Regions from separate parts of the Homo sapiens genome. Here region 2 is linked to region 1. A link is an interaction called in ENCODE POLR2A ChIA-PET data of the cell type or tissue named here. Cell type or tissue: endothelial cell of umbilical vein. All regions are shown on one strand. Each heading gives the region's core, and the rest is flanking DNA. Links, peaks and the distances in the headings are about the cores only. Region 1 holds the start of MIR3680-2 (microRNA 3680-2). Region 2 overlaps QPRT (quinolinate phosphoribosyltransferase).

Region 1 (15,427 bases), core at 3,064-11,063:
CTACTAAAAATACAAAAAATTAGCCAGGCGTGGTGGCGGGCACCTGCAATCCCAGCTACTCGGGAGGCTGAGGCAGGAGAATGGAGTGAACCCAGGAGGTGGAGCTGGCAGTGAGCCGAGATTGCACCACTGCACTCTAGCCTGGGCAACAGAGCAACACTCCATCTTAAAAAAAAAAAAAAAAAAAATTTATACACACACACACACACACACACACATCTCCCTAGAAGCATCAATATTTACTGAATTAGAGTATTTTATTACCTGTTATAAAAAACAAACAAAAAAACCTTCCATTATACTAATTTATAAAGGAATAAAAACAAAATGGGTTGGGGAGTCCAGGCACGGTGTCTCACTCCTGTAATCCCAGCACTTTGAGAAGCACAAGGTGGGAACTTGAGGTCAGGAGTTCGAGACCAGCCTGGCCAACATGGCGAAACCCGGTCTCTAATAAAAAATTAGCCAGGCCTGGTGACATGCACCTGTAGTCCCAGCTACTCGGGAGGCAGAGGCACGTGAATCACTTGAACCCAGGAGGTGGAGGTTGTACTGAGCCAAGATCGTGCCACTGCACTCCAGCCTGGGAGACAGAGTGAAACTATGTCTTTAAAAAAAAGGCGGGGTGCAGTGGCACACACCTGTAATCCCAGCACTTTGGGAGGCCGAGGCAGGTGGATCACCTAAGGTCAGGAGTTCATGACCAGCCTAACATGGTGAAACCCCGTCTCTACTAAATATAAAAAAATTAGCCGGGTGTGGTGGCACATGCCTGTAATCTGATCTACTTGGGAGGCTGAGACAGGAAAACAGCTTGTACCTGGGAGGCGGAGGATGCAGTGAGCCAAGATTGCACCATTGCGCTCCAGCCTGGACAACAAGAGCAAAACTCCGTCTCAAAAAAAAAAAAAAAAAAAGTTGGGGTGAGGGGAAGGTTCAACTTAAAGATACGATTACTAACTGTTTCATAAGGAATGACTTATTTCATACTGGAGTAGGAGTTTGACACCAGCATGGGCAACATGGGGAGGCCCCATCTCTACAAAAAAATAAAAATAAAAAATTAGCGTGCCAAGCATGGTGGGTCACACCTGTAATCCTTGCACTTTGGGAGGCCAAGGAGGAAGGATCACTTGAGCCTAGGTATTCAAGACCAGTCCAGGCAGCATGGCAAAACCCCGTCTCTACAGAAAACAACAAAAAAAAAGTAGCTGGGGGTGGTGACATGCACCTGTGGTCCCAGCTATTGGGAGGGTGAGGTAGGAGGACTTATTGAGCCTGGAAGATGGAGGCTGCAGTGAGCTGAGATGGTTCCACTGCACTCCAACCTGGGCACTGGAGTGAGACTCTGTTTCAGAAAAAGAGAGAGGAGGCCAGGCATGGTGGTTCATGCCTGGAATCCCAGCACTTTGGGAGGCCAAAGCGGGTGGATCACCTGAGGTCAGCAGTTCAAGACCAGCCTGGCCAACATGGTGAAATCCCATCTCCACTAAAAACAGAAAAATTAGCCGGGCATAGTGGCATGCACCTGTATTCCCAGCTACTTGGAAGGCTGAGACAGGAGAATCACTTGAACCAGGAGGTGGAGGTTGCAAGTGAGCTGAGATTGTGCCACTATACTCCAGCCTGGGCAACAAAGTAAAACTCTGTCTCAAAAAAAAAAAAAAAAAAGAGAGAGAGAGAGAGAGGAAAAATAAATAAATTAGTCAGGTGTGGTGGTATGCACCTGTGGTCCCAGCTACTCAGGAGGCTAAGGCGGGAGGATTCCCAGAGCCCAGGAAGTCAAGGCTGCAGTGAGCAGTGATTGCACCACTGCACTCCAGCCTGGGCAACAGAGCAAGAGCATATCTCAAAAAAGAGGAAAGAAAAGAAAAGAAAAACATAAAAACAAACGTTCCTTTAGTTTTAATTTTTATTTTTTAGTTTATTATGGCCGTTTTACTCTCCCCCAAGTAAAACAGCCATGCACAATTTGCTGAAATTTTCCTTAGTGTACTTTGAAATCTGTGGAACAGAACTGGCAATCGCTAAATTCTATTTGACTCTAGTTCCATTTAATATTAGACTGGTGTGAAAGTAACTGCGGTTTTTGCCAAAACCGCAATTACTTTTGCACCCACCTAATAAGTATAAAATATGTAACTTCACTTAATTTTATCCTTTATGTATTTCCCTATATTATGTACCTATGGACATCAAACTTAGTACAGACTGATAAAAGGCTGAACAGACAACTCTGGTTTCAAAAATCCAGCTTCTCACAACATCAGACATACTAGTATACAGCTTTTCTAATTTCACAACACATTTCCATTTTTTGGTCTTTCACAATAGAGAAGATGTGTATACTTTTGAATACTCTGATCTGTCTACAATCTACCAAAATTGGAAGGTGTTTTTATTATACAGTTTCATCCTTTTAGAAATATACAAAGATCCTAAGTTTGGGCACAGTAAGACACTCAATATAGATCTACTACTAAACAAGTAAGACCAAGTACATAATTAATGTCCTAACACCCCCAGTGGAGAAGTAAAATCTACTTGTTTTCTGTTGACTTGAATGCCTTCTCTTCTTTGTTGAATTAATCAATCTACTTGACTCCAATGTCAAATTAATCAATGTCACTTTAGAATATTAAAATGTACAATTATGAATTACACATTTAAAACACATCATTCTGATCTCTGTCTTGATTGATACTAGAAGATTATCTTCCAAACTAAGGTGGAAAAAATGACAGACTTTAGCTATTGGCAATGATAGGTCATTTTTTTAGGGAAGAGGAGTAAAGAGGGCAACCTCCATAGGTCAGATATCCCTTTGTTCTAAGAAGCCACCACCTCTGTTTCTTCATATGAAAAAAACCAGAGGCATCCAGTGGTTCCCAAAACCTTCTCAACTTTACGCTTGAGGAACCCACAGATTTCAAATAATACAACTGACCTAAGACCACTCATTTGTTTAACCATTCTTTTTTTAATTTTTTATTTTTTTTTTTGAGAAGGAGTCTTGCTCTGTTGCCCAGGCTGGAGTGCAGTGGTGTGATGTCGCTCACTACAACCTCCGCCTCTCAGGTTCAAGTGATTCTCCTGCCTCAGCCTCCCGAGTAACTGGGATTACAGGCATGCACCACCACATCCTGCTAATTTATTTATTTTTTTTTTTTTTTGGAGAGACGGGGGTTTCACCATGTCGGTTGGCTAGGCTGGTCTCGAACTCCTGACCTCAGGTGATCCACCAACCTCAGCCTCCCAAAGTGCTGGGATTACAGGCGTGAGCCACTGCCCCCAGCCTGCTTAACCATTCTTAAATGTCGGGTGCGGTGGCTCACACCTATAATCTCAACACTTTGGGAGGCTGAAGGTGGGCAGATTGCTTGAGTTCAGGGGTTCAAGACCAGCCTGGGCAACGTGGTGAAAACCCCATCTCTATAAAAAATACAAAAATGAGCCGGGCTGTTGGCAAGCGCCTGTAGCCCCAGCTACTTGTGGATGCTGAGGCAGGAGGCTTGAGCCTGGGAGGTCGAGACTGCAGTAAGCCAAGTATCTGTGCCGCTGCACTCCAGCCTGGGTGACCACAGCAAGACCCTGTCTCAAAAAAATTGACAGAAGAGTTGACTGAGAGCACAGTGAATGAAAAGGAAGACTATAAGCCAGTGCCATATAAATGCTTACTGTTGGAGGTATGCTTCTATGGAACACGGGTTTGCTCTCTTGCCATATGACATTCACGTATTCAGCCACCTGGAACACTTCCTGTCTGTATGTGTGAAGTATCATGTGTGGTCAAAATTGACTCAACAGTCATTTTCCACACCAACTGGCAAACTAACACTAAAAGAAATCAACAAGTATTGCTTTTTCAAAAGCCTAAATCGGCTGAGTGCGGTGACTTACACCTGTAATCCCAGCACTTTGGGAGGCCAAAGCAGGCGGATCACCTGAGTCAGGAGTCCAAGAACAGGCCGGCCAACATGGTGGAATCCCGTCTCTACTAAAAATACAAAAATTAGCTGGACGCCTGTAATCCCAGCTACTCAGGAGGCTGAGGCAGGAGAATTTTTCCCTGTAAGCGGGAGGCAGAGGCTGCAGTGAGTCGAGATTACACCACTGCACTCCAGCCTGGGAGACAGAGCAAGACTCCATCTCAGGAAGACAAAAAAAAAAGCCTACATCAAGGAAAACAGAACCAAAACACCAGGGACAAAATGGTACATAAGAGGCAAAAAAAATTTTCACCAAAATTATTCAGATGAACCATAATAAATGTGCCTGCATCTGAAGATGTTCTAAACCTTCATTTAAGCAAGAAGCAAGATCAAGATCCGTTCCGTCAGTTACCTGGAGTCTGTCATCTTTCTGAATAGGGGACAGAATCACCTCAAATTTAACTAATAAAAATTTATGACTTGGCAAACACCCCAGGTATTTTTATTGACTAACAAATCAGCTATGACAATCTTAGCAACAAATCAAGTTATGCTATGGGGTATGTCCACACTTTCCTGTTCCCTCTACAACAGGAGAAAATCAAATCTTTCCAACATCCTAACAAACTGTTACTCCCTGTAACCAAATGTATCACAGTATCGTCTACCAAGGCGTTACATCCTGAAACTTTCCTACAAAAAGCACAGCTTCAAAGAAACCTTGCAAGCTTTCTTGTAAGCTCCTCCCTTCCCACATCGCCCCTCCCCAGAGCCAAGAAATAAAGCACTTGAAAGAAACAACATGGATAATATTTATTAATAGCTTATGTACATATTCCATAACTACATAAGCCATTTGGCTTCATACCTGTCAGCAATGAAGTCAGCTGGCCCTAGCACGTGGCTGCGACTCTTCTCTATTTATTTAGAACTACAAACTACAATTTACACTTTACAAAAGCTGTAGGACTATTTGGGAAGGCACTTTATTCTTCTAAAAGGTTACTAAATTCTCTTAAATACTTATACTGATCACAATACTGAAAAATAATAGAAAATCCATTGTCATTCATTTACCACCTGATTTGTTAGATGCCAGATAATCAAATTTCACACATTTCAATAAAAAGGCAAAACTAAGCATGTCAATCATAGGAAGAAAAATACTTAACTAATTTTATTTAAAGCACTCACAAACTCTTAAGTGGTACAAGACAAGTCAACGCTGTTTATCGAACAATATTTTTTTTTTACGACTAAACATCTCAATTCTAGACTCAGGCACTAATTATTAAAGTCATCTAGTTATATACACCAATTCTCAACAGACACAGTTTTTTTTGGAAAGGCATATTAAACAGACTAAGATGTGTACTACCCATTAGCCAAAGATAATTTTATTGATTTTTCTAATGAGTCTTCAAATGTTACATTCTAACATCTTAGCAAATTATTTCCAAATACTGCTGGAATTACATGTAACTATCAGGAAACAAAAGGGCTTCTCAACAACTTGTGCGTTCTACATTATCTGGCCAGTTTCCGGACAATTATAATACAATTGTGCTCCAAAGTAGGAGAGTTCCATGAATCAATTGCCCCTAAAATATATTTCTGTATATTTAAGGAGTTCTAAGCATTGGGTTAAATTCCAAACAGACTCTGAATACAAGCATTTATTTAGTAAGAGAGGTTAGAATAAATCAATCCTAAATTAGGCACAGCTGCCCTCCCCCCATTGATCAAAAAGACAGGAAATTACATTTATTTAAAAAGTTAATGTTCCTAATATATTCAAATCTAACTAAGCCCCAAAACGGTCTGAGATCAAATCCTCCATAAAAGAGGAAATTCTCTAGACTTCTAAGTGGGTGCCCAAAGAGTTCACTCAAGTGTCCAGGTATGAATTACGATTCACCAGAGTAACCGGCCTTGCACTTAGGGAAAACTTCCATCGCCCAAGACCAGAGTGGGTCGATCCCATCAACAGTCACACAATCTCATCTCATGCTCCACTAATGAATGTTCTGCCTAAAGTCAGAGCAATGCCTTGGCTGGAGTTTTGTTTTGGTTTTTTCAATATTACCACGTGGGGGTCACAGAAAGGGAACAGAGGTTACAAGAGCTCTCACGTGGCGGCTGAAAGACTGGGGAACCGAGAAAGTGAATGAGTAACAGGGAGGGTCCTGGACTCTCAGGATCTCCCAACTCGGGGTCAGGGGGAGGCGGTAAGTGGAATGCCCCCCCACCACCCCCGCCTCTTTCTCACCTCCTGGTCCCGACCCTAGGCCAGTGCCACCGCCGGGAGCCCCGGGTCTCGGCTTCAGCCCCAGGCTGAACATGCAGGGAGGGGAGAGGCACTTAGGCCTCGCCTCCCCGTGGCCTTCCTCCCCCAGCCGGGGCGGAGGAGAACCAGGAAGCCGCGCCCGGCTCCGGTGGGTGGAGGGCCTAGGCCGCGCCTCCCAGCCCCGCGGCCCTAGGCCTCGGCCCGCCCGAGGCGGAGCCCGGGAGGTCGGGGCGGGGTCCCGGGCCGGTCACCCACCTGGGTTGCCAGTCATTCCAGCTCCGCGAATAGTTGGTGCCGCCGCTGCTCAGCCGAGACCCCGGGGCTCTGCGGCTCATTACCTTCCCCGACACGACATGGCCAAGCGCCGCCGCCCAGAGAAGCGCGAGTCGCCGCCCGAACCGGCCGCTGCCGACACCCCGCTCCGGCCCGGGGCTGAGGAGGAAGCCGAGGAGGAGGAAGAGAAGGAGGAGGAGGAGGAGGAGGAGGAGGAGGCGGCGGCGGAGGGCGGGGTAAGAGGACGGCCGTTCCGGGTTCCGCCTGAGCCCGCAACGCAGAATGAGGAGGCGGGAGCGGCGCGGTGAGAGAGAGGCGGATGAAGGGGCGCCGACTTCTCTTCCAGGGCCATGCGCGGCCCACGACGCCGGGGCCCCGGAGGACGAGGACGACGAGGAGCAGGCGGTGGCGGCAGCTCCCCACGCTCACAAGGCCACTGCTTCCCCGCCTCCCGGCTCCGCCCGCCGCGCCGCCACTGTCGCACGGCATGCTGGGAGCGAGAGGCGGGGTCGGCCCCGCCGGGCCTGGGGAGAGAGGCGGGTCCTGTCGGCGGGGCGGGGCCGAGAGAGGCGGGGCCGATAGCAGGCCGCCCCGCCCCCCACGGCCCCAGGCTCTTGGACGGCGAAGAGGTCTGGGCGTAGTAGTGACGAATCCTAAGACAAGGGATCTCCACTACTGCGGCCACACACTTTTCTCCCAAACGCTTCCCGGAAAGCACCGGAGGGCTGGGCAGTCAGGTGTAAACAGGCGTCCAATCAAGGACCTGCAGTGTGGGTGGTGGGGGCTGGTGCCCTGGGGTGCGAGCGCACACAGGCGTGCCCTTGGTTTCACGTGCGCCAGTTTTCCCACTTTCTACGGGGGGGAGTGGAAAGTGAAAATAGTAAGATCGAGAGGTGGATATCCACCTTCCCAACCTCCACCTGAAATGTGCCCATCGAGTCCTAGCACCTTTTACCATTTCTTCCCAATGAAAAAAACTAAACGATGTAAGGGAAGGGAGTACCCACGACCACCAAACCCTGTCCTCTGCAATGTGAAATGTGCTTTGAAGTCCTCTCACCCTGAGGCTTGCCCGCCTTCTGCTGGTGAAAGAAGCTGGGGGCTAGGCGCGGTGGGTCACGCCTGTAATCCCAGCACTTTGGGAGGCCGAGGTGGGCGGATCATCTGAGGTGAGGAGTTCCAGACCAGCCTGGCCAACATGGAGAAACCCCGCCTCTACTAAAAATACAAAAATTAGCCGGGCATGGTGGAGGACGCCTGTAATCCCAGCTACTTGGGAGGCTGAGGCAGGGGAATCGCTTGAACCCAGTAGGCCGGGGTTGCAGTGAGCCGAGATCAGACCATTGCAGTCCAGCCTGGACAACAAGAGTGAAACTCTGTCTCAAAAAAATAAAAGAGAGAGAGAGAAAGCAGGGAGGGAAGAAAAAGGAAGGAAGGAAAGGAGGGAGGGAGGGAAGGAGGGAGGAAGGAAGGAAAGGAGGGAGGAAGGAAGGAAGGAAAGGAGGGAGGAAAGGAAAGGAAAGGAGAAAAGAAAGAGAAGGCCGGGCGCGGTAGATCACGCCTGTAATCCCAGCACTTTGGGAGGCCGAGGCGGGCAGATCTCGAGGTCAGGAGATCGAGACCATCCTGGCTAACACGGTGAAACCCCGTCTCTACTAAAAAATACAAAAAATTAGCTGGGCGTGGTGGCGGGCGCCTGTAGTCCCAGCTACTCCGGAGGCTGAGGCAGGAGAATAGCGTGAACCCGGGAGGCGGAGCTCCCAGTGAGCAGAGATCGCTCCACTGCACTCCAGCCTGGGCGACAGAGCAAGACTCCGTCTCCAAAAAAAAAAAAAAAAAAAAAAAGAGAATCAGCTGGGTAGAGGAGACGTACCTGACCATCTACCCCATGACATGTCCCATGCCCCAGGGAAAAAAATTCCCTAAACCATCTGATGCATAAAGTGAATGCATACACATTTTTTAAAAGGTGGGCCAGGATGCTCCTTAAACAAGTGTCTAAACCTTATCTGCATAAGGAGTCTTAACCTATCATTTTATGTTGCAAAGAAAACGTCTTTATATATCGCTTGTGCAATTAAAAATTGTAACCAAAAGTACTTGAAGATTATGAGGAGTTGACACCTCCACACACATGCATATCCCCTCCACCTTGGGCTCCTTGCTTATGGCCACCAATCCCTCACTAAGGGAGGATCCTGCCAGTTCTAAATGATGGGGACTACAAAAATTACCCGGCGTGGTAGCGCGTGCCTGTGGTCCCAGGAACTCAGGAGGGTGAGGCAGGAGGATGACTTGAGTCCAGCAGGTGGAGGCTGCAGTGACCTATGATCCCACCACTGCACTCCAGCCTGGGCTGCGGAGGGTAGGGAGGGAGGGAGGAGAAGAAAGAGAAAAGGCAGGGCACCATGGATGGCTGACTCCTGTAATCCCAGCACTTTGGGAGGCCGAGGTGGGTGGATCACTTGAGGTCAAGAGACCAGCCTGACAAACATGGTGAAACCCCGTTTCTACAAAAAAATACAAAAATTAGCCAGGCATGGTGGCGCACACCTGTAGTCCCAGCTATTTGGGGAAGCTGAGGCATGAGGATTGCTTGAACCCGGGAGCCAGAGGTTGCAGTGAGCCGAGATCGTGCCACTGAACTCCAGCCTGGGTGACAGAGCAAGACTGTCTCAAAAAAAAAAAAATCATTTAGGTGAAGTGATTCATGCCTGTAATTACAGTGATGGGAGGCTGAGACTGGAAGATCCTTGAGCCTGGGAGTTATAGGCCAGCCTGAGCAACATAGTGAGACCCCCATCTCTACAAAAAAAAATTAAATTTTTTTTTTTCAGACGGAGTTTCACTCTTGTGGCCCAGGCTGGAGTGCAATGGTGTGATCTCAGCTCACTGCAACCTCTGCCTTCCAGGTTCAAGTGAGTCTCCTGCCTCAGCCTCCCAAGTAGCTGAGATTACAGGCACATGCCACCATGCCTGGCTAATTTTGTATAAAAATTTAAAAAATTTTAAAATTAGACAAGTTAGAAATTGCTTGAGCAACTGGACACAATCTCTGGTACTACCTTTCTTTTTCTTTTTTATTTTTTTATTTTATTATTATTATTTCTTGAGAAGGAGTCTCGCTCTGTCGCCCAGGCTAGAGTGCAGTGGCGCAATCTTGGCTCACTGCAAGCTCTGCCTCCCGGGTTCAAGCCATTCTCCCGCCTCAGCCTCCCGAGTAGCTGGGATTACAGGCGCCCGCCACCAAGCCCGGCTAATTTTGTTTTTTGTATTTTTAGTGGAGACAGGGTTTCACCGTGTTAGCCAGGATGGTCTCAATCTCCTGACCTCGTGATCCACCCGCCTCGGCCTCCCAAAGTGATGGGATTACAGGCGTGAGCCACCGCGCCTGGCCCTCTTTTTCTTTATTGGTCAAAATATTATCCAACTAGGCATATGGATGTGGAGGCATGCCTGTGATCCCAATTACTTGGGAGGCTGAGGTGGGAGAATCGCTTGAGCCCACGAGTTTCAGGCTGTGGTGAGCCATAATGGTGCCGCTGCACTCCAGCCTGGGCAACAGGATGAGACCATTTCTTAAGGGGACGGAAAAAATCACTCTGGCTGTGGCAGATTTCCTTAGGATAGATTCCGAGAAGTGGAGTTATTGGGGAAAAGGCTGTTAATGATTTTAAGTCTTTGGATACAGACTGTTAAGTTGCTTTCCAGGAAGTTTCTGCCAATGATAGTCTGATACTTTCTGTGTCCTCACACCACCCTTTGTCAACACTGAGTGTTTTTTGAGGGTTAATTATTTCTATGGGAGAAGTTAAAAAAAAAAAAAAGACAACAAAGAAATTGCTTCAGGTGGGGCATGCTGGCTCACGCCTGTAATCCCAGCACTTTGGGAGGCTGAGATGAGAGAATCACTTAAGCCTAGGAGGTGGAGGTTGCAGTGAGCCTAGATCGTGCCACTACACTCCAGCCTGGGCAACAGAGTGAGACTCCATTTCAATAAAATTAATCAAATGAATCAAACGTGAGCAACTCTCATAACTTCCAACATTTTTTTCTTCTTCCTGTTGGTGGTTCTGCCTCTCTGGCTCCATTAGGATTTCCCTACTCCATTTCAGTCATGGGAACCGAGTTTCTGTTCCTGAAACACACCAAGCCTTTCTGGCCTCTGGATTTTTGTACTTGCTGTTCCCGCCATCTGGAATGCCTTCCCTGCATTTGTTCCCATCAGGGTTGGGACTAGCAAAGTGACAGGGGATGGAGTTGCTGAGGGTGCAAAATTTAAGGAGGCACCTACTCCCAGGGTCATGCAAAAGCCAACTTTGCATTTGCACAATCCTGTGAGTGAGTCCCTCCTTAAATTTGAGGCTGTACTGTAATCCCAGCTACTCAGGAAGCTGGGGCAGGAGAATTGCTTGAACCTGGGAGGCAGAGGTTGCAGTGGGCCGAGATCCTGCCTTTGCACTCCAGCCTGGGCAACAGGGCGAGAATCCGTCTAAAAAAATGAGGCTCTAGACACCACATTTGCCCTACTCTGGCCCCTGCCCTGATTTTCCTGGCCTGTCTCATCTCCAGACAGGTTTGCTTTGACCTCCCTGCCCATAAAAGTTGGCCAGTGCCCTTTCCAGGTACTCTGTCATATACCCTATTTCTTTCCTTGGTAGTACCCAGCACCATCTGCAAGTATTGGGTTTCTTTGCACATTTAGCATCTGTCCAACCCTTAGGATATCAGCTTTGCAAGAGCAAAGGTCACGTCTATCTCAGCCTACCTCCTCCATACTCAGCACACAGCACAGCACCTGACCATAGGAAGCACGCAAGAAATGGGAGGAATGAAATGGAAATTATCTAAAATAAGGATCAAGATTGATACAGAAGTATTCATCTCAGCTTTACTTATTAATAGCAAAACAAAAACAAAACACCTGGATATTATACTAATTCTCAACAATAGGAAACTGATTAGGATGCAGTACATTCAGAGCTGAAATTTTCTGCAGCCATTACAAATTACATTTGTGAAGATTTTTTTTTTTTTTTTTTTTTTTTTTTTTGAGACGGAGTTCTGCTCTTGTTGCCCAGGCTGGAGGGCAATGTCTCGATCTCGGCTCACTGCACCCTCCGCCTCCTGGGTTCAAGCAATTGGTCTGTCATTTTCAGACCCAACAGAAACAGAGGTGCTCCTGCCAGGCCCCCGGGGACTGCCTCCAGGAGTCATTTGTAATGACAGGGTGCGTTCTGCGCACAGTTTCAGAGTCTGTCCAAAGGGCCAATGCTGGGGCTGGGCAGAAACGATCCAAGGCCTGTGAGCTGTGCAGCTTTATAGGCAAATGAAGATCGTTTACCCAGAATTGCCTGCTGGAGACAGCATAGAGGAAGTGGCGGCAACTTCACCAGTTCCAGGAAGCCCAGGCAGCCTGGTCCCCCAGGGTGCACCTGGCACAGCAGTTCGCATGGGGCCAGAGAGCGGCAGCTGACCGCTGCAACTACAGCTGGCCTGACACCGGGCACAGGTACCAGCCCAGCCCAGTCCCGCCCAGCGCAGCCTGCGGCCCCTAGCCGAACCAGCACCTGGCAAACCTGACACCCAGCCTTGGAGCTTGGGCCCCCCTCTGCAGCTGGCTGGGGCTCCTGAGACAGCTTCTTTGTCGGAATCCACTCAGTACACACACGGTCCCAAACTTAGTGGCTGCCCAGTGAACATGGGGCTTAGTAGAACCAGTACCTTCCTCCCTGGCCCCTTCAAGTCTAAATATCCCCTGCTCTGAGTACAAGCCTCCACCTTCTCCACTGATAGACAGCCCCCACCATCTCCACCGACAGACAGCCCCCACCTTCTCCACCGACAGACAGCCCCCGCCATCTTCACCGACAGACAGCCCCCACCATCTCCACCGGCAGACAGCCCCCACCATCTCCACTGACAGACAGCCCCCACCTTCTCCACCGACAGACAGCCCCCACCATCTTCACCGACAGACAGCCCCCACCATCTCCACCAATAGACAGCGCCCACCTTCTCCACTGATAGACAGCCCCCACCATCTCCCGTGTCATCCCCTGGGGGGACTTGTAAAAGCAGTGGTCGGGGAGCGGGATGGAAACCCAGAGCTTCTGATCAGGCAGGTCGGGGGAGAGGGAGACAACACATCTGCACAGAACAAGGTCCCAGGGAGGCCGGCGCTGCTGGTCCAGGGAGCACCCCCCAGCACAGGCGCGTGCTTCCCTGATGGACACGTCACCACCCCTGGGCTCCAGAAAATGAATGTCTGACCCAGTGACCCCTGTCCTCACCCAAGGCCAACCTCACCCCAGAATGGGCTGGAATGCTGAGCCTGCCCATGCCAGCTCCAGATCCACCCACCTCCCCACCATTGCTGGCCACAGAGAGAGGTCAAAGTGGTCCAGAAACCCCAAGGAAAATGAAGCAGTTCCGGGGCAGGGAAGCAAAGGCAGTGTTTCCATTTTTTTTTTTTTTTTTTTTTTTTTTTTTTGAGACAAAGTCTCGCTCTTGTCGCCCAGGCTGGAGTGCAATGGTGCGATCTTGGCTCACTGCAACCTCCACCTCCTGAGTTCAAGCCATTCTCTCACCTCTACCTCCCGAGTAGCTGCAGCCTCTGCCTCCGGGGATCAAGTGATTCTCCTGCCCCCTGCCTCAGCCTCCTGCCTCAGTAGCTGGGATTACCGACACCTGCCACCACGCCCGCCTAATTTTTGTATTTTTAGTAGAGACAAGGGTTCACCATGTTGGCCGGGCTGGTCTCGAACTCCTGACCTCAGGCGATCCGCCAACCTTGGCCTCCCGAAGTGTTGGGATTACAGGCGTGAGCCACCGTGCCTGGCCAGGATGGTCTGCTTATAATGGCTCAATTTTGATGTCCAGTCTCTGCAGAGCACAAGGCCCCCGCTTTGGGCCAGACATACAGATGTCCCTGGGCAAGAACAGAGATGATCCCAAGGCCCTGGCCCCACCTGTCTGCTCAGTGTTGAATCAGGTTTCTGTGAAAACAAATTACTAACAGGCTGGTGTCACATTTTCAAATTCTGTCACCAGCCGTTGAACACATGTCTTTGTACTTTTTTCCATTTTTAACCGGGGCTGAGTTACGCCCAACCACACTGTCCTGGCTGGCACGGGGGAGGAGGTGTCAGCTGCTGTCCAGAATGGGGCTGACACATTCATTTTAAACAGGCCAGGAAGATGCAGATTTGGCAAGCTCTGAAATTTGCCGACACCCCAAGTCAAGGGTAAGCAGGAGAACCGGAAAAGGGCAGCTTCTCATGTAGTCAGGTTCTCCTGATGCAAGCGTCCTGGTGGATTTGGGTTTCCCAAGGGTCCTGACTCCAGGAGACCCCCAGGACCGACAGGAAGGGCCACCCCTCCCTCTGAAACTCTGAAGCCAGGCCACCCAGTGCTGAAATGCTGTGTGAACTCGGGCAAGTTCCTTTGCAGGGACTGAGCCTCCCTTTCATGTCTCCAACAGACTGGAACACTGCCTCCCGTTGCATGGGCGAAATACCTCGCGGACATGTCTTACGGCGCCCCATGAAAGCATCACCATTAATCTGACCAGTCACTGCAGCATGAGTATCTTCAGGGCACAGATGAAGCCATGGGCACCAGTGATAAGGAGTTGCCACTGCTGGCTAAGTGCGGAGCCTCACACATCTGTGGCCCAGAAACCCATACCCCACTCCAAACCCTCTATAGCTCCAACAGTTATGCTAACAAGAAAAAGGAGTGAAAACCCGCTCCAGTCACGGTATTGTGGAGGTGGAAGGACACTTGTGGCAGCCAATCCAACACCTCCATTTTATAGCTGGGGTAAACATAGTTCAGAGAGGTTGTCCCACTTGCTGAAAGTCACACAGCAGTTCCTGGGCGGCAAAGTGAGGACATCCAGGTCTCCTAAATCTCACCCTCGTGCTCTGCCCACTTAACTAGGCTTTTCAATCCTGGCTGTCAAAGAGAAGCACCAAGTCCACTTGGGCTCCTGGCCAGCATCCAGGCCAGTCCAACTCAACAGCAAGCGGAAGCAAATACCACACAATGAACTTGTTGAACAGACTCTGTGCTCAGGCTTAACCAGTGCACAGCCTGTACACCCGACAGGCGGATGCAGCTGTTCCAAACTAAGGCCAGGGCCTCTCCCCAATCCCGATGGGCTCTGCAGGTGCAGTGATGGAAGAATCCCTGGTGACGGGGAGCCCTTAGCTCTGAGCAGGACCTGAAGCCATCTCAGGGCTTGCACCGGTCCAGATGCTGCTGCACAAGTGCTCCAGGGGCTCCTGCCCTGCCCTCCTCACTTGCCCCCTCACCTGTCAGGGATGTTTGATTCCTGGCTGGCCCCTCCCCTACCTGACCCCTGCCAAAGACCTACGCCACCCCAGGCTCCCAGCTCTGAAGCAAACAACCAGAGAAGTCAAGCGCCTGGCTCCGGGCCACACAGCTTGAGGGACTCAGAGCTCCAGGGACAGTGCCCGGGCCCTGCTCAGGCCTTCTGCAGAGGCTCTGGGCTCTTCCAGTTGACTCAGCTCACAGGGCCCCTACACAGTACCAGGTGAAGACACAGCCCCAAGAACCCTCAGGGTCTGAAGCCACACATGTGAGCCGTGGGCAGAATCCTGCATTGGCCTCCAGCAGCTCGAGAGCACAGGGACAAAGCTGGACTGGCCCCGGGGTCACCGTGGCCTTGGTTTTGTAGCAGCTGCAGTTTGAGCACGTACACCAAAAATAAAATTCTAAGCCCCGTAACTGACTGAAGGGACCACTCCTATTGGCCAAAGGGATATTCCAAAGTTAACCTGAAAAACGAGCTCAGGTCATGATGGGAAGAGGGGTCACACAGGCCTTGTTATACCCCCTCCCTCTGGAATTCAGGTACAGCTGACCAGCACTAACATTCAAACACAGATCTTGGCCTGGCTCAGTGACT
Region 2 (15,427 bases), core at 4,578-12,577, 96 kb after region 1:
AACCTCCGCCTCCCAGATTCAAGCGATTCTCTCACCCCAGTCTCCCGAGTAGCTGGGATTACAGGCGTGCACCACCACACATGGATAAATTTTGTATTTTTTTAGTAGAGACAGCGCTTCACCATGTTGTCCAGGCTGGTCTCGAACTCCTGACCTAAGGTGATCTTAGGCCCACCTTGGCCTCCCAAAGTGCTGGGATTACAGGTGTGACCACCACGCCCAGCCAATATGTGGTCTTATGAGAGCATTGGTTCTTTTTTTTTTTTCCCTGAGGCAGGGTCTCACCCTGTTGCCTAGGCCAGAGTGCAGTAGCTCCATCATAGCTCACTGCAGCCTCCAACTCCTGGACTCAAGGGATCCTCCCACTTCAGCCTTCTGAATAGCTAGGACTACAGGCGTGTGTCACCATGCCCAGCTAATTTTTAAAATTGTTTTTGTAGAGATGGGTTCTCACTATGCTGCCCAGGCTGGTCTCAAACTCCTGGCCTCAAGCGATCCTTCTGCCTCGGCCTCCCAAAGTGTTGGGATTACAGGCATGAGCCACCGCCCCTGGCCGAGCATTGATTCTTGATCCTCATGTGCATCTGAGTCACAGAGCAGGGTGGGGGCTGGCTCTTCCCCAACCTGGATCCCTGGAAACTACCCCCAGAGATTCTGGTTCACTGGGTTGGAATGGGCCTGAGCATCTGAAAGTTTGAAAAGCTCCCTGTGATTCTGGTGTGCAGCCCAGGCAGAGGCCCCACTGTGTCCACTTCTCTTGAAAGGAGTGGTTCACACCAACACCCCCACTTCCCTACCTCCCGTGCGCTCCTCGAGCATGACAATGTGGCTTCTGCCCCCGACACATGGCACAAAAACCGCTCTGGCACAGGCCTCACAGTTGCTAAGTGCAGAGCCCCATCCTCAGTCTTCCTTCTATTTACTTCTGCTCACCTCCCAAAACCCTCTTCTCCTTCCCAGGTACCCACTCCTGATGATGCTTCTCTTTTTGTTGGACATGCCCTGTGGGTTCTTTATCTTATTATTTTATTTTAGAGACCGTGGCTTGCTCTGTCACCCAGGCTGGAGTGCAGTGGTGCAATCACAGGTCACTGCAGCCTCCAACTCCTGGACTCAAGCCGCAGCCTCCCGAGTAGCTGGCGAGTAGCTGGGACTACAGGCGTGCACCCCCATGCCCAGCTAACTTTTTCTTTTTTTCTTTTGTTTTTTGAGACGGAGTTTTGCTCTTGTTGCCCAGGCTGGAGAGCAATGGCACTATCTCGGCTTACTGCAACCTCTGCCTCCCAGGTTCAAGCGATTCTCCTGCCTCAGCCTCCTGAGTAGCTGGGATCACAGGCGCCCACCACCACGCCTGGCTAATTTTTGTATTTTTAGTAGAGACGGGGTTTTGCTATGTTGGCCCCGGAGTTCAATTTTTGTATTTTTAGTAGAGACGGGGTTTCACCGTTTTCACCAGGATGGTCTTGATCTCCTGACCTCGTGATCCTCCCGCCTCGGCCTCCCAAAGCGCTGGGATTACAGGCGTGAGCCACCGCGCCTGGCCACGGCAGCATCTCTTCTGAACTCCAGAGCCATTCCCTACCACCCTCTGGGCACCACCATCCACATCTCCTGCTGCCGCCTCAGCCTTAACCTCTGCAAAACCAAATCCGTTCTTTCTCTCGAGCTCTGCAGAAGCTAAGCTGTTTCACCAGGCCACGATTCAGGAAACGCTTTGGGATTCAGCTTCTGTTCTTGTGAAATGGGAAGAATCCCTGTGGTGAGCTCCAGATGAGAGCACAAAGGGGAACAGGGGTGCCCGCGGCTGGCACGCCATGGCTGGCACGCCATGGCACTCAGTGGGGTCACCGCCCCCTCCTGCTGTCCCACCTCCACCCTGCCTGCTCTTCTCCTGGAATGACTCCTTCTGCCAGCTCTCAGCTACCCAGGCCAGAGGCCCAAGGCTCCCACATCTCTTTAGCTACTAATTCTGGTAGATCCCCTTTTGGAAATAGCCCTCAAATCTACCCCAGAGCTACTGTCAAAGTTCAGGGCTCCATCTCTTTTGGTTTTTTTGAAAATATTTTTTCAAATTAATTATTTGTTGGCCGGGCGCAGTGGCTCACACCTGTAATCCCAGCACTTTGGAAGGCCGAGGCAGGTGGATCACCTGAGGTCAAGAGTTCAAGAACCAGCCTGACCAACATGGTGAAACCCCATCTCTACAAAAATACAAAAATTAGCCAGGGATGATGCTGCATGCCTGTAATCCCAGCTACTCGGGAGGCTGAGGCGGGAGAACCACTTGAACCCGGGAGGCAGAGGTTGCAGTGAGTTGAGATCACACCATTGCACTCCAGCCCAGGCGACAGTGAGACTCCGTCTCAAACAAAAAAAAATTATTTGTGGAGGCAGGGTCCCACTATGTTGCCCAGGCCTCAAGTGGCCCTCCTGCCTTGGCCTCCCATAGCACTGGGATTACAGGTGACAGCCACCGCGCCCAGCCTACTTTTTGTCTGGCCAAGACTACCTCAGCCTTCTTTTGCCTCCCAATCTGTCTCCAGTTGGTGGCTGAAGTGACCCTTCTGGAGCAAAACCATAATCATATCACTCCCTCTTTTAAAATTCTGTGATGGGTCAGGCATGGTGGATCACACTTGTAATCCCAGCACTTTGGGAGGCCGAGGTGGGAGGACTGCTTGAGCCCAGGAGTTCAAGACCAGCCTGGGCAACATAGCGAGACCCCCCGTCTCTACTTAAAAATAATAAAATAAAATGAAAAGAAAATTTTTTTTGAGATGGAGTTTCGCTCTTGTTGCCTAGGCTGGAATACAATGGTGGGATCTCAGCTCACGGCAACCTCCACCTCCCGGGTTCAACCGATTCTCCTGCCTCAGCCTCCTGAGTAGTTGGGATTACAGGCATGTGCCACCATGCCCGGCTAATTTTGTATTTTTAGTAGAGACGGGGTTTCACCATGTTGGTCAGGCTGGACTCGAACTCCTGACCTCAGGTGATCGGCCCACCTCGGCCTCCCAAAGTGCTGGAATTACAGGTGTGAGCCACTGTGTCCGGCCAATAAAATGAAATTTTATGATGGCTTCTGCGATCTGGCCAAATTCCTCAGCTAAATAGTTTAGTTCTTTCTCCCTGTGGCCTCTCCTCCCACCATGTCACCTGTGAATCCCACACTGCCCCCACCCCGACACTGTCTGCAGGTGAACAGATCAGTTTTCTCAGCCCCAAATGTCAGCCCCACCCCACACCTCTGCCTGGCAAACATCACTCACCGGTCCTCAGAGACACCTAGTCATTTATTCCATGAGTCCACCACACTTGAGAAACGCTTCTTTTCTTCGCGAGCACGCCTACCCTGTGCTAGACAGTGTTCCTAAGGGCTTTCAAACATAAAGTCTTTTGTTTTTTGTTTTTGAGACGCAGTCTTGCTCTGTCGCCCAGGCTGGAGTGCGGTGGCACAATCTTGGCTCACTGCAACCTCCGCCTCCCAAGTTCAAGCAATTCTCTGCCTCAGCCTCCCGAGTAGCTGGGATTACAGGCGCTCGGCTTTTTATTTTTTTAATTTTTTTTATTTTTTGTATTTTTAGTAGAGACGGGGTTTCACCATCTTGGCCAGGCTGGTCTTGAACTCCTGACTTCAAGTGGTCCACTTGCCTCGGCCTCCCAAAGTTCTGGGATTATAGGCGTGAGCCACTGTGCCCAGCCTCCAACTCCTGGCCTTGTCTTCCTCCCACCCTGGCTTCCCAGAGTGCTGGGATTAACAGACATGAGCCTCCACACCTGGCAACTTCTTTCCATTTTTCACTGATTCTCTGACACATCCTCATTGAGCACCTGCACTGTGTGGGGTGTTAATAATTGCTAGGCATGGAGGCAACAGCGTGGGCAGCTCTTTCTCTTACTTGTCAGGCTTTAGCCTATGCTGTTGCAGGACTGTGCCTTGGCCTGGAAGCCCCTTCCCTTATCCTCATCCCCAATCTCCCCCTTCAGCTCTTGTTCCTCTTGCAGGTCTTCCCTTAAACATCACTTCCTCAGCAGGGGCCTCACAGACACGCCCGGAGGTTAGATCCTGGTCCCTCTGTGCTTCCTGTTCTTCCCCCATCATCACAGTCTACGGCTGTTTCCTCTCGATGGGCAAAGACTGTGTCTGGCCATTGAGTTTTCTGCTATATCCAAGTGCTTCGTATACTGAACCATATAAATGTGCTGCTTTTATTGGTCAAAACGGCCAAATATTGGCAATTTTATATTGGTTAGCTTCATAGTATGTGAGCTAGGATACTTATCCCATCAGAGAGGTTGCGTAGCACAGTGAATCAGAGCCCAGGCTCTGGGGCCGCACACCTGAGGTCCAGCCCTGGCTCTGCCACTTGTCACTAAGTGATTGTGGACTGGAGACAACCCTCAGGGGCCTTGGGTTCCTAATCTGTGACAGGGATGACAATAATGACCTCCTCGTGCTGTTATAAAATACAGAAATGTACTAAAATACAAAAATTGGCCAGGCATGGTGGCACATGCCTGTAATCCCAGCTACTCAGGAGGCTGAGGCAGGAGAACTCAGGAGGCAGAGGCTGCAGTGAGTCTACTTTTATTGCCAAAGCTCGGGGGTCCATCCCTTTTCCATTGCATGCCACTGCACTCCAGCCTGGGCAACAAAGTGAGACTGTCTCAGAAAAAAGAAAAAGAAAAAAATGTTTAAAAGCCAGGAGTTTGAGACCCTGTCTCTATTAAAAAAAAAAAAAATTACCTTGGCATGGTGGAGCAGCTACTCAGGAGGCTGAGGTGAGAGGACCACATGAGCCCGGGAGTTCAAGGCTGCAGTGAGCCATGATTGCACCACTGCATTCCACTCTGTCTCAAAAAGAAAGAAAGAAAAAAGTCAAGAGAACTGGAGCTGAAACCATGAAAGGTCAGTTTTCAGCAGGAGAGTGATCAAAGAAAACCAGAACTAGACAGTCGTTAAAATAGCAAAAACATATTGCATTCCAGACTATTGCTGTAGGGGAAGAGTGACCTTAGATCAGAACTGGGCTGAACTCTACACCATGGGGGTTATAGCCAACGAGCAGAGTTGGGGGCAGTGGATGGGACATTACCATGAGAAAGCACTGGGGGTTGGGGGTATTCTGACAAGACCAACCTAAAGGGATTCTTGCTGAGGGCAGGCCAAGGTGGTCAGACAGCGCCTGGGGGAGAGTGGAGAATGAGGACCCCCATCAGGGATCGGGGGCAATCAGATGTGGAGGATGAGGGACTGGCTAAGCTGACTTAGCAGTATTCTTGCTAAAATTGGACGATGCAGAGGTGAACACGGAAGTCCAAGGCCTAACTGGAAAAGAGCTGAGGGAACCTGAGTGAGGTTTGGCTATAGACAGAACCTCTGAGTGAGCCCATCAAAGTTACTTTATTTATTTGTTTGTTTATTAATTTATTTAAGACAGAGTCTCACTCTGTCGCCCAGGCTGGAGTACAGTGGTGCTATCTCGGCTCACTGCAAACTCTGCCTCCTAGGTTCAAGCAATTCTCGTGCCTCAGCCTCCCGAGGAGCTGGGATTACAGGCACATGCCACCACACCCAGCTAAGTTTTGTGTTTTTAGTAGGGACAGGGTTTTGCCATGTTGGACAGGCTGGTCTTGAACTCCTGACCTCAGGCTAATTTTTTGTTTGTTTTTATTCTCTTTTTTTTTTTTTTTGAGACTGAGTTTCGCTCTTGTTGGCCAGGCTGGAGTGCAATGGCGCGATATTGACTCACTGCAACCTCTGCCTCCTGGGTTCAAGCGATTCTCCTGCCTCAGCCTCCCGAGTAGCTGGGACTACAGGCGCACACCACCATGCCCGGCTAATTTTTGTATTTTTAGGAGAGACGGGGTTTCATAATATTGGTCAGGCTGGTCTCAAACTCCTGATCTCAGGTGATTCGCCTGCCTCAGCCTCCCAAAGTGCTGGGATTACAGGCGTGAGCCACCGCGCCCAGCCTTTTGTTTGTTTTTAAATTTAACTTTTTTTTTGAGACCGAATTGCACTCTGTCACCCAGGATGGATTGCAATGGCGCAATCTCAGCTCATTGCAACCTCTGCCTCCTGGGTTCAAGAGATTCTCCTGCCTCAGCCTCCCAAGTAGCTGGGATTACAGGCGCCTGCCACCACAGCTGGTTAATTTTTGTGTTTTTAGTAGAGATGAGGTTTTGCCATGTTGGACAGGCTGGTCTTGAACTCCTGACCTCAGGTGATCAACCCACCTTGGCCTCCCAAAGTGCTGGGATTACGGGCATGAGCCACCATGCCCGGCCTTAACTTTTATCTTAAGTTCAGGGGTACATGTGCAGGTTTATTATATAGGTAAACTTGTGTCATGGGGGTTGTACACATTATTTAGTCACCCAGGTATTAAGTTTAGTACCCATTAGTTATTTTTCCTGATCCTCTTGAGGGAAGAGAGAGACCCTCTCATATTGTTTCATACTCAGAAAAGGAAAGAGAAGCGAAACTAAAGGCAGGTAGCCTGGTGCCTAGGAACCAGACCGGAAACCAAGGAACCAGACCCGAAATCAGGCCTGGGCGTGCCTGACCTAAGCCTGGTAGTTAAAATTCGACCCCTGACCTAGCAACTGTTGTTATCTATAGATTCCAGACATTGTATGGAAGGACATTGTGAAACCTCCCGTTAGGTTCTGTTTCACTCTGACCACCGGTGCTCGCAGCCCCTGTCACGTACCCCCTGGCTTGCTCAATCACGACCCTCTCACGCGGACCCCCTTAGAGTTGTGAGCCGTTAAAAAGGACAGAAGTTGAGCACCTGAAGAGCTCGGATTTTAAGACGCTAGCCTGCCAATGCTCCCAGCTGATTAAAGCCACTCCCTTCACTATCTTGGTGTCTGAGGGGTTTTGTCCACAGCTCGTCTTGCTACACTTGCCCTCCTCCAAACTTCCGCCCTCCAATAGGCTCCAGTATGTGTTATTCCCCTCTATGTGTCCATGTGTTCTCATCATTTAGCTCCCACTTATAAGTGAGAACACGCGGTATTTGGTTTTCTGTTCCTGCGTTTGTTTGCTAAGGATAATGGCCTCCAGCGCCATCCATGTCCCTGCAAAGAACGTAATCTCATTCTTTTTTGTGGCTGCATAGTATTCCACGGTGTATGTGTACCACACTTTCTTTGTCCAGTCTAGCATTGATGGGCATTTAGGTTGAATCATGTCTTTCCTATGGTGAATAGTGCTGTGATGTGTCTTTATAACAGAATGGTTTACATTCCTTTGGGTATATACCCAGTAATGGGATTGCTGGGTGGAATGGTATTTCTGGTTTTTGGTCTTTGAGAAATTGCTGCACTGTCCTCCACGATGGTTTAACTAATTTACACTCCCACCAACAGTGTATAAGTGATCCTTTTTCTTTGCAACCTCGCCAGATCTCGGTGGTCAACTCCTCCCACTCCCCAGGCAATGCTGATTTGCTCTGTGCCTATAGTTTTGCCTTTCCCAGGATGCTGCGGGAATGGGATCATACGGCCTTTTGGATCTGGCTCCTTTTAGTTAGACTGATACATTTGAGACAGGTCCCTATTGTTGTGTGTATCAGTAGTTGGTTTCTTCTTTTTTTGAGATGGATTCTCAGTCTGTGGTCCAGGCTGGAGTGCAGCGGCATGACCTCAGCTCACTGCAAACTCCGCCTCCCTGGTTCAAGTGATTATCCTGCCTCAGCCTCCCAAGTAGCTGGGATTACAGGCACATGCCACCACGCCCGGCTAGTTTTTGTATTTTTTCGTAGAGATGGGATTTCACCATGTTGGAGAGGCTGGTCTTGAACTCCTGACCTCGTGATCTGCCCACCTTGGCCTCCCAAAGTGCTGGAATTACGGCGTGAGCCATGGTGCCCAGCCTGCATCACAGGTTGTTTACCCAATACTCACCAGTTGCAGAATTCAAATCCATTTTTTAAAAAATCAGCCTGAAAAAAAAAGAAAAAAATCAGTCTGGCCAGGCACGGTGGCTCACGCCTGTAATCCCAGCACTTTGGGAGGCCAAGGCGGGAGGATCACCTGAGGTCAGGAGTTTGAGAGCAGCCTGGCCAAAATGGCAAAACCCTGTCTCTACTAAAAATACAAAAATTAGCTGGGCGTGGTGGCGGGCACCTGTAATCCCAGCTACTTGGGAGGCTGAGGCAGAAGAATCCCTGGAACCCGCGGGACGGAGGTTGCAGTGAGGTGACATCAGGCCACTTCACTCCAGCCTGGGCAAAAGAGTGAAGCTCTGCATCAAAAAAAAAAAAAAAAAAAAAAAAAAAAAATCAGGGTGGGCACAGTGGCTCACTCCTGTAATCCCAGGACTTTGAGAGGCTGAGGTGCGAGGATTGCTTAAGCCTGGGAGTTCAAGACGAGGCTGGGGAATATAGTGAGACCCCCATCTCTACAACAAAAAATATACAAAAATTAGCCGGGCATGGTTGGTGTGCGCCTGTAGTCCCAGTTCCTTGGGAAGCTGAGGCGAGAGGATTGCTTAAGCCTGGGCAGTTGAGGCTGCAGTGAGCCATGATCGTGCCACTGCACTGCACCTAGTTTGAATGGAGTGGGAGTGGGGGATTAGGCTCTCCTCCCTGCCGTTTGCTCCCAGGCCTTTTCCGTAGCTGGATGTGACCAACAGAGACAGTGCCCAGCCTCAGTATAGCTAGCTCTTAGTGGAGGGACAGGAGCCATCTGGGGCAGATGTGGGAGAGAATGTGGCGAAGGAGAGCCGGGTGCAGTCAAGGAGGCTTGTGGCTCGGAGGGGAGGTGGGGTGAGTGAGTGGAGACTCAGCAGCTTGGCTTTGGGGAAGTAGACAAGAGAGGGCCCTCTTTGGAGAGCGGAGCAAGCCAGGATGTCTGGCCTTCACTTCCACTTGGAACAGAAGTGTGCTGTGTGCGCGTGCTTGTGCGTGTGCGTGCACGTGTGTGCGCGCTAAATCAAACACCCTCGCTGGCTCTGTGTTCCCCTCAAGGGGAAGCCAACTCCACGGATGGCGGGGGTCCATTAGGCTGCAGGTCTTCTCCCTGCCGATAGATGGCGCTGTTGCACCGCGCCTGGGTTTGCCTCTGCCCGCAGCCATGCAGGGCCCATCACGGGCTATGCCTACCGCGCGAGGGGCCTTCACCATGTCCACTATCCTTATTTATTTATTTATTTATTTATTTATTTATTTTTTAAGTGTGGGTACTGGCCGGGCGCGGTGGCTCACGCCTGTAATCCCAGCACTTTGGGAGGCCGAGGCGGGCGGATCACGAAGTCAGGAGATTGAGACCATCCCAGCTAACACGGTGAAACCCCGTCTCTACTAAAAACACAAAAAAATTAGCCAGGCGTGGTGGTGGGCGCCTGTAGTCCCAGCTACTCGGGAGGCTGGGGCAGGAGAATGGCGTGAACCCGGGAGGCGGAGCTTGCCGTGAGCCGAGATCGCGCCACTGCAACAGAACGAGACTATCTCCAAAAAAAAAAAAAAAGTGTGGGTATATAGTAGGTGTATATATTTATGGGGTGCACATTGATAAAGGCATGCAATGCATAATAATCACATCATGGGCTAGATGCGGTGGCTGACGCCGAGATCGCGCCTCTGCAGTCGCCAGGCCACTGCAGGCGCCACAGTGGCGACAGAGCGAGACTCCGTCTCAAAAAAACAAATAAATAAATAAATCAGGTTAGGCCGGGCGCAGTGGCTCACGCCTGTAATCCCAGCACTTGGGAGGCGGAGGCGGGCGAATCACGAGGTCAGGAGTTCCAGACCAGCCTGGCCAACATGGTGAAACCCCGTCTATACTAAAAATACAAAATTTAGCCGGGTATGGTGGCAGGCGCCTGTAACCCCAGCCACTCGGGAGGCTGAGGCAGGCGAATCGCTTGAATCCGGAAGGCGGAGGTTGAAGCGAGCCGAGATCACTCCATTGCACTCCAGCCTGGGCAACAAGAGTGAGATTCTGTCTCAAAAAAAAAAAAAAAAAATTACATCATAGAGAATGGGGTGTCCATCCCCTCAAGCATTTATCCTTTCTGTTACAATCCAATTGCATTCTTTTAGTTATTTCGAAATGTACAGTTATTATTGACTGTAGTCACCCTGTTGTGCTAGCAAATAGTAGGTCTTATTCATTCTTTCTATTTTTTTTGTACCCATTAACCTTCCCCACCTCCCCATCATCCTTTTTTTTGTTTTGAGACGGAGTCTTGCTCTGTCACCCAGGCTGGAGTGCAGTGGCACGATCTCAGCTCACTTCAACCTCTGCCTCCTGGGTTCAAGCGATTCTCCTGCTTCAGCCTCCCGAGTGGCTAGGATTACAGGCCTGCGCCACTATACTTGGCTCATTTTTTTCGGGGTTTTGCCATGTTGGCCAGGCTGGTCTTGAACTCCTGACCTCAGGTGATCCACCTGCCTCAGCCTCCCAAAGTGCTGGGATTACAAGCATGAGCCACTGTACCCAGCCCCATCATCCTCATTTTATTTATTTTTTATTTTTATTACTATTTTTTTAGGTGGAGTCTTGCTCTGTCACCCAGGCTGGAGTGCAGTGGCGTGACCTCGGCTCACTGCAACCTCTGCTTCCCGGGTTCAAGCAATTCTCTTGCCTCAGCCTCCCGAGTAGCTGGGATTGCAGGCGCCTGCCACCACGCCCGGCTAATTTTTGTATTTTTAGTAGAGACAGGAGGGTTTTACCATTTTGGCTAGGCTGGTCTCAAACTCCTGACCTCAGGTGATCCTCCCGCCTTGGCCTCCCAAAGTGCTGGGATTACAGGCGTGAGCCACCGCGCCTGGCCAGACTGATTTTTTTTTTAAGTGAATTTGAAAGCTGCAACTGGTGAGTATTGGATAAACAAACTGTGATGGGATTGCAGGTGTCCACCCCCAAGCCTGGCTAATTTTTGTATTTTTAGTAGAGACCATGTTGGCCAGGCTGGCCTTGAACCCCTGACCTCAAGTGATCTGCCTGCCCCAGCCTCCCAAAGTGTTTGGGATTACAGTCGTGAGCCACCGCACCCGGTCAGAAGTTTAATTTTTTTTTTTGAGACGGAGTCTTACTCTGTCACCCCGGCTGGAGTGCAGTGGCCTGATCTCGGCTCACTGCAAGCTCCACCTCCCAGGTTCACGCCATTCTCCTGCCTCAGCCTCTGGAGTCGCTGGGACTACAGGCGCCCGCCACCAAGCCTGGCTAATTTTTTCGTATTTTTAGTAGAGACGGGGTTTCACCATATTAGCCAGAATGGTCTCGATCTCCTGACCTCGTGATCCGCCCGCCTCGGCCTCTCAAAGTACTGGGATTACAGGCGTGAGCCACCGCGCCCGGCCCAGAAGTTTAAATTTAACTAGGTGCCCAGTGATCTCATCAAGCCCACAGCACTCCCTCACCCTCGCCCCCACAACCTCCCTTCCCCCCACGCCCCCCTTCCTCACCGCAGTCCCCCCCCTGGGACCCCTAGATCTTGAGGCTGATGGGCCAGTTCCCAGTTTCACTGGTTGTTAAATATTTTGACAGTGACCCCTGACAGCAGGAGAGGCAGCCAAACTCAACAGCTGTTCTCTCTTCCCCCCAGGCCTGGCGCTGCTGCTGCCGCCCGTCACCCTGGCAGCCCTGGTGGACAGCTGGCTCCGAGAGGACTGCCCAGGGCTCAACTACGCAGCCTTGGTCAGCGGGGCAGGCCCCTCGCAGGCGGCGCTGTGGGCCAAATCCCCTGGGGTACTGGCAGGGCAGCCTTTCTTCGATGCCATATTTACCCAACTCAACTGCCAAGTCTCCTGGTTCCTCCCCGAGGGATCGAAGCTGGTGCCGGTGGCCAGAGTGGCCGAGGTCCGGGGCCCTGCCCACTGCCTGCTGCTGGGGGAACGGGTGGCCCTCAACACGCTGGCCCGCTGCAGTGGCATTGCCAGTGCTGCCGCCGCTGCAGTGGAGGCCGCCAGGGGGGCCGGCTGGACTGGGCACGTGGCAGGCACGAGGAAGACCACGCCAGGCTTCCGGCTGGTGGAGAAGTATGGGCTCCTGGTGGGCGGGGCCGCCTCGCACCGCTACGACCTGGGAGGGCTGGTGATGGTGAAGGATAACCATGTGGTGGCCGCCGGTGGCGTGGAGAAGGTGCTGGTCCTGCCTGTCCCTGGTCCAACCCCACCCTCAGCACACCCCTCCCCTCCCCTCCCCTCTCCAGAGCCTCCAGCCATGACCGGGTGAACAGCCATGGCCTGGAGTCAGCAACACAAGACTCTTCCCACCTCAGCTCCTCCATCTGAGCTGGGCTCAGTTGAGCTCATCCAGCTAAGCTAAAGGGGAGCTGGGCCTGCTTTTCTTTTTCTGGAGATGGGGCCTCAGTCTCTCCAGTAGCTGGATATACAGGCATGCTCCACCCCACTGGCTAATTTTTGCTTTTTTTTTTTTTTTTTTTTTTTGAGATGGAGTCTCACTCTTTCACCCAGGCTGGAGTGAAGTGATGCAATCTCGGCTCACTGGAACCTCTGCCTCCTGGGTTCAAGCAATTCTCCTGCCTCCGCCTCCCGAGTAGCTGGGATTACAGGCGCCAGCCACCATGCCCGGCTAATTTTTGTATTTTTTAGTAGAGACAGGGATTCACCATGTTGGCCAGACTGGTCTCAAACTCCTGACCTCAGGTGATCCACCCACCTCGGCCTCCCAAAGTGCTGGGATTACAGGAGTGAGCCACTGCACCCAGCTGCCTTTTTTTTTTTTTTTTTTTTTTTTGAGATGGGGTCTCACTATGTTGCCCAGGCTGGTCTCAAACTTCTGGACTCAAGTGATCCTCCCACCTTGGCCACCCAAAGTGCTGGGATTATAGGCATAAGCCACCATGCCTGGTTTTGGAATTGGTTCTTTATCTTTGTTCTGCTGCTGCGTGGCGTGATGTTCAAGAGCAAAGGACAACACAGGGGAAGCCAGTGTCACTGGCACCACAGCCTTGAGCCCATCTCTCTAGCCCTCTGCACCTTATTTCCCATCTGTGAAATGCCCTTAAACACCCCTTCTAATTTTAATATTCTGAGTCAAATTGAGCTCAGGTCCAAATGCCAAATATTGCTGATATTCATCCACTTTTTGACCCACAAAAGTGGTCATTTTAACCTACAATAAAACATCCTGGCTCAGTGGCTCATACCTGTAATCCCAGCACTTTGGGAGGCCCAGTTGGGGGGATTACTTAAGTCCAGGAGTCTGAGACCAGCCTGGGCCATATAGCAAGATTCTGTCTCTACAAAAAATTAAAAAATTAGCCATGCTTGTGGGCAAGCCCCTGTAGTCCCAGCCACTTGGGAGGCTGAGGTGGGAGGATCACTTGATCCCAGGAGGTGGAGGCTGCAGTGAACTATGACTGCACTGAACTCCAGCCTGGGCGACAGAGCGGGACCCTGACTCAAAAACAAAACAGTGGCCAGGTGCGGTGGCTCACGCCTGTAATCCCAGCACTTTGGGAGGCTGAGATGGGTGGATCACGAGGTCATGAGTTAGAGACCATCCTGGCCACCATGGTGAAACGTCGTCTCTATTAAAAATACAAAAATTAGCTGGGCATGGTGGCACGCACCTGTAGTCCCAGCTACTCGGGAGACTGAGGTGGGAGAATCACTTGATCCCAGGAGGTAGAGGCTGCAGTGAGCTATCATTGCACCACTGCACTCCAGCCTGGGCGACAGGTTGAGACCCTGTCTCAAAAACAAAACAAAGCAAAAACAACCCCAAAGTCTGGTTTCCTTATTAACCCCAAGTTCATGGTCCACCCGAAGCTTTTCAAATGTCAGTCCCGGCTCCCCGCGCCCCAGCTGCAGTGCTGGGCCCTATCGTCACCCTCGCCCTCCCGGCTCCCTGCGCCCCAGTGCCAGGTGCTGGGCCCAGTCCTCACCCTTGTCCTCCCGGCTGCCCAGCAGGCGGTGCGGGCGGCCAGACAGGCGGCTGACTTCACTCTGAAGGTGGAAGTGGAATGCAGCAGCCTGCAGGAGGCCGTGCAGGCAGCTGAGGCTGGTGCCGACCTTGTCCTGCTGGACAACTTCAAGCCAGAGGTAAGGTGGGCTCTGCCTCCGGGGAGGGATCTGTGGTGGGCTCTTACCTCCCCTTGGCTTGTGTCCCGCAGGAGCTGCACCCCACGGCCACCGTGCTGAAGGCCCAGTTCCCGAGTGTGGCTGTGGAAGCCAGTGGGGGCATCACCCTGGACAACCTCCCCCAGTTCTGCGGGCCGCACATAGACGTCATCTCCATGGGGATGCTGACCCAGGCGGCCCCAGCCCTTGATTTCTCCCTCAAGCTGTTTGCCAAAGAGGTGGCTCCAGTGCCCAAAATCCACTAGTCCTAAACCGGAAGAGGATGACACCGGCCATGGGTTAACGTGGCTCCTCAGGACCCTCTGGGTCACACATCTTTAGGGTCAGTGGCCAATGGGGCACATTTGGCACTAGCTTGAGCCCAACTCTGGCTCTGCCACCTGCTGCTCCTGTGACCTGTCAGGGCTGACTTCACCTCTGCTCATCTCAGTTTCCTAATCTGTAAAATGGGTCTAATAAAGGATCAACCACATGGGGTTCTGCGGTGATAATGAGCACATAGTGAGGGGTCAGCAAATGTCAGAAGTTACCTGGGACAGCCGGGCACGATGGCTCACACCTGTAATCCCAGCACTTTGGGAGGCTGAGGCGGGAAGATCACTTGAGTTCAGGAGTTTGAGACCAGCCTGGCCAACATGGTGAAACCCCATCTCTACCAAAAATAGAAGAATTAGCTGGGTGTGGTGGCACGCGCCTGTAATCCCAGCTACTTAGGAGGCTGAGGCAGGAGAATCGCTTGAACCCAGGAAGTGGAGGTTGCAGTGAGCTGATGGTGCCACTGCACTCCAGCCTGGGTGATAGAGCGAGACTCTGTCTCCAAAGAAGAAACAAAGGAAAGAAAGAGAGAAAGAGAGAGGGAGGGAGGGAGGGAGGGAAAGGAAGGATGGAAAGAAAGGAAGAAAGGCAGGCAAAAGCCCCAGACAGGCCAAAACCTTCATCCTTCATGCACCCAACCTGTACCAAACACCAGCATGGCCTGGCTGTGAGTGCACAGCAGATGGAGGTTTGCTGGGCAGAGACACTGGGCTGGCCTAGACACTGCCTTTGGTGATACCCTAAACCAAAGGGGCCAGTCCCACAGTAAGAAGGAGACCACTACTACTCCTGCTGCCCTCCTCCCCCCACCTTGCCTAGTTTACAAGACAGGAGGAAAGAGAGAAAGCAAAAAGTTAGAAAACAAAACAAAACAGAAGTAAGATAAATAGCCAGAAGACCTTGGCGACACCACCCGGCCCTGGTAGTTAAAAAAAAGTAACAATAATAATAATATCAACCCCTGACCTAAACTACTTGTGTTATCTGTAAATTCCAGACATTGTATGAAAAAGCATTGCAAAACTTTCTGCTCTGTTAGCTGATGCGTG

What was found. ChIA-PET counts read pairs that join two places held together with the same protein. Peaks named below come from ENCODE experiments on the same cell type or tissue, not always from the same donor. Only the 100,000 strongest peaks of a DNase experiment are listed, where the experiment ranks them.
Region 2: POLR2A ChIA-PET joins it to region 1 with 15 read pairs; 5 of 35 experiments call an interaction of 5 or more read pairs at or near these places.

The regions. Positions count from the first base shown.
Region 1 is chr16:29,588,413-29,603,839 of GRCh38, forward strand. It overlaps MIR3680-2 (microRNA 3680-2), which reads right to left and starts at 10,853; the gene lies at 10,767-10,853. LOC105371168 (a long non-coding RNA gene) reads left to right here and starts at 9,379. Exons shown (of 2, transcript XR_950984.3): 1 at 9,379-9,410; 2 at 13,976-15,243. It also overlaps the pseudogene SMG1P2. RefSeq lists a silencer at 6,900-7,289. In endothelial cell of umbilical vein, for the core only: no CTCF peak of the experiment used is centred there; DNase peaks (open chromatin) are centred at 6,839 and 7,189; H3K4me3 peaks cover 1,587 bases; H3K27ac peaks cover 1,157 bases.
Region 2 is chr16:29,683,104-29,698,530 of GRCh38, forward strand. QPRT (quinolinate phosphoribosyltransferase) reads left to right here. Exons shown (of 4, transcript NM_014298.6): 2 at 11,561-12,096; 3 at 13,893-14,024; 4 at 14,096-15,427. The coding sequence ends at 14,308. Among named protein-coding and RNA genes, the nearest start is that of QPRT, 12 kb to the left of the region's middle. RefSeq lists enhancers at 8,596-9,096, 8,707-8,816, 8,905-9,199, 11,893-12,424. In endothelial cell of umbilical vein, for the core only: a CTCF peak has its summit at 9,034 (motif pointing right); no DNase peak of the experiment used is centred there.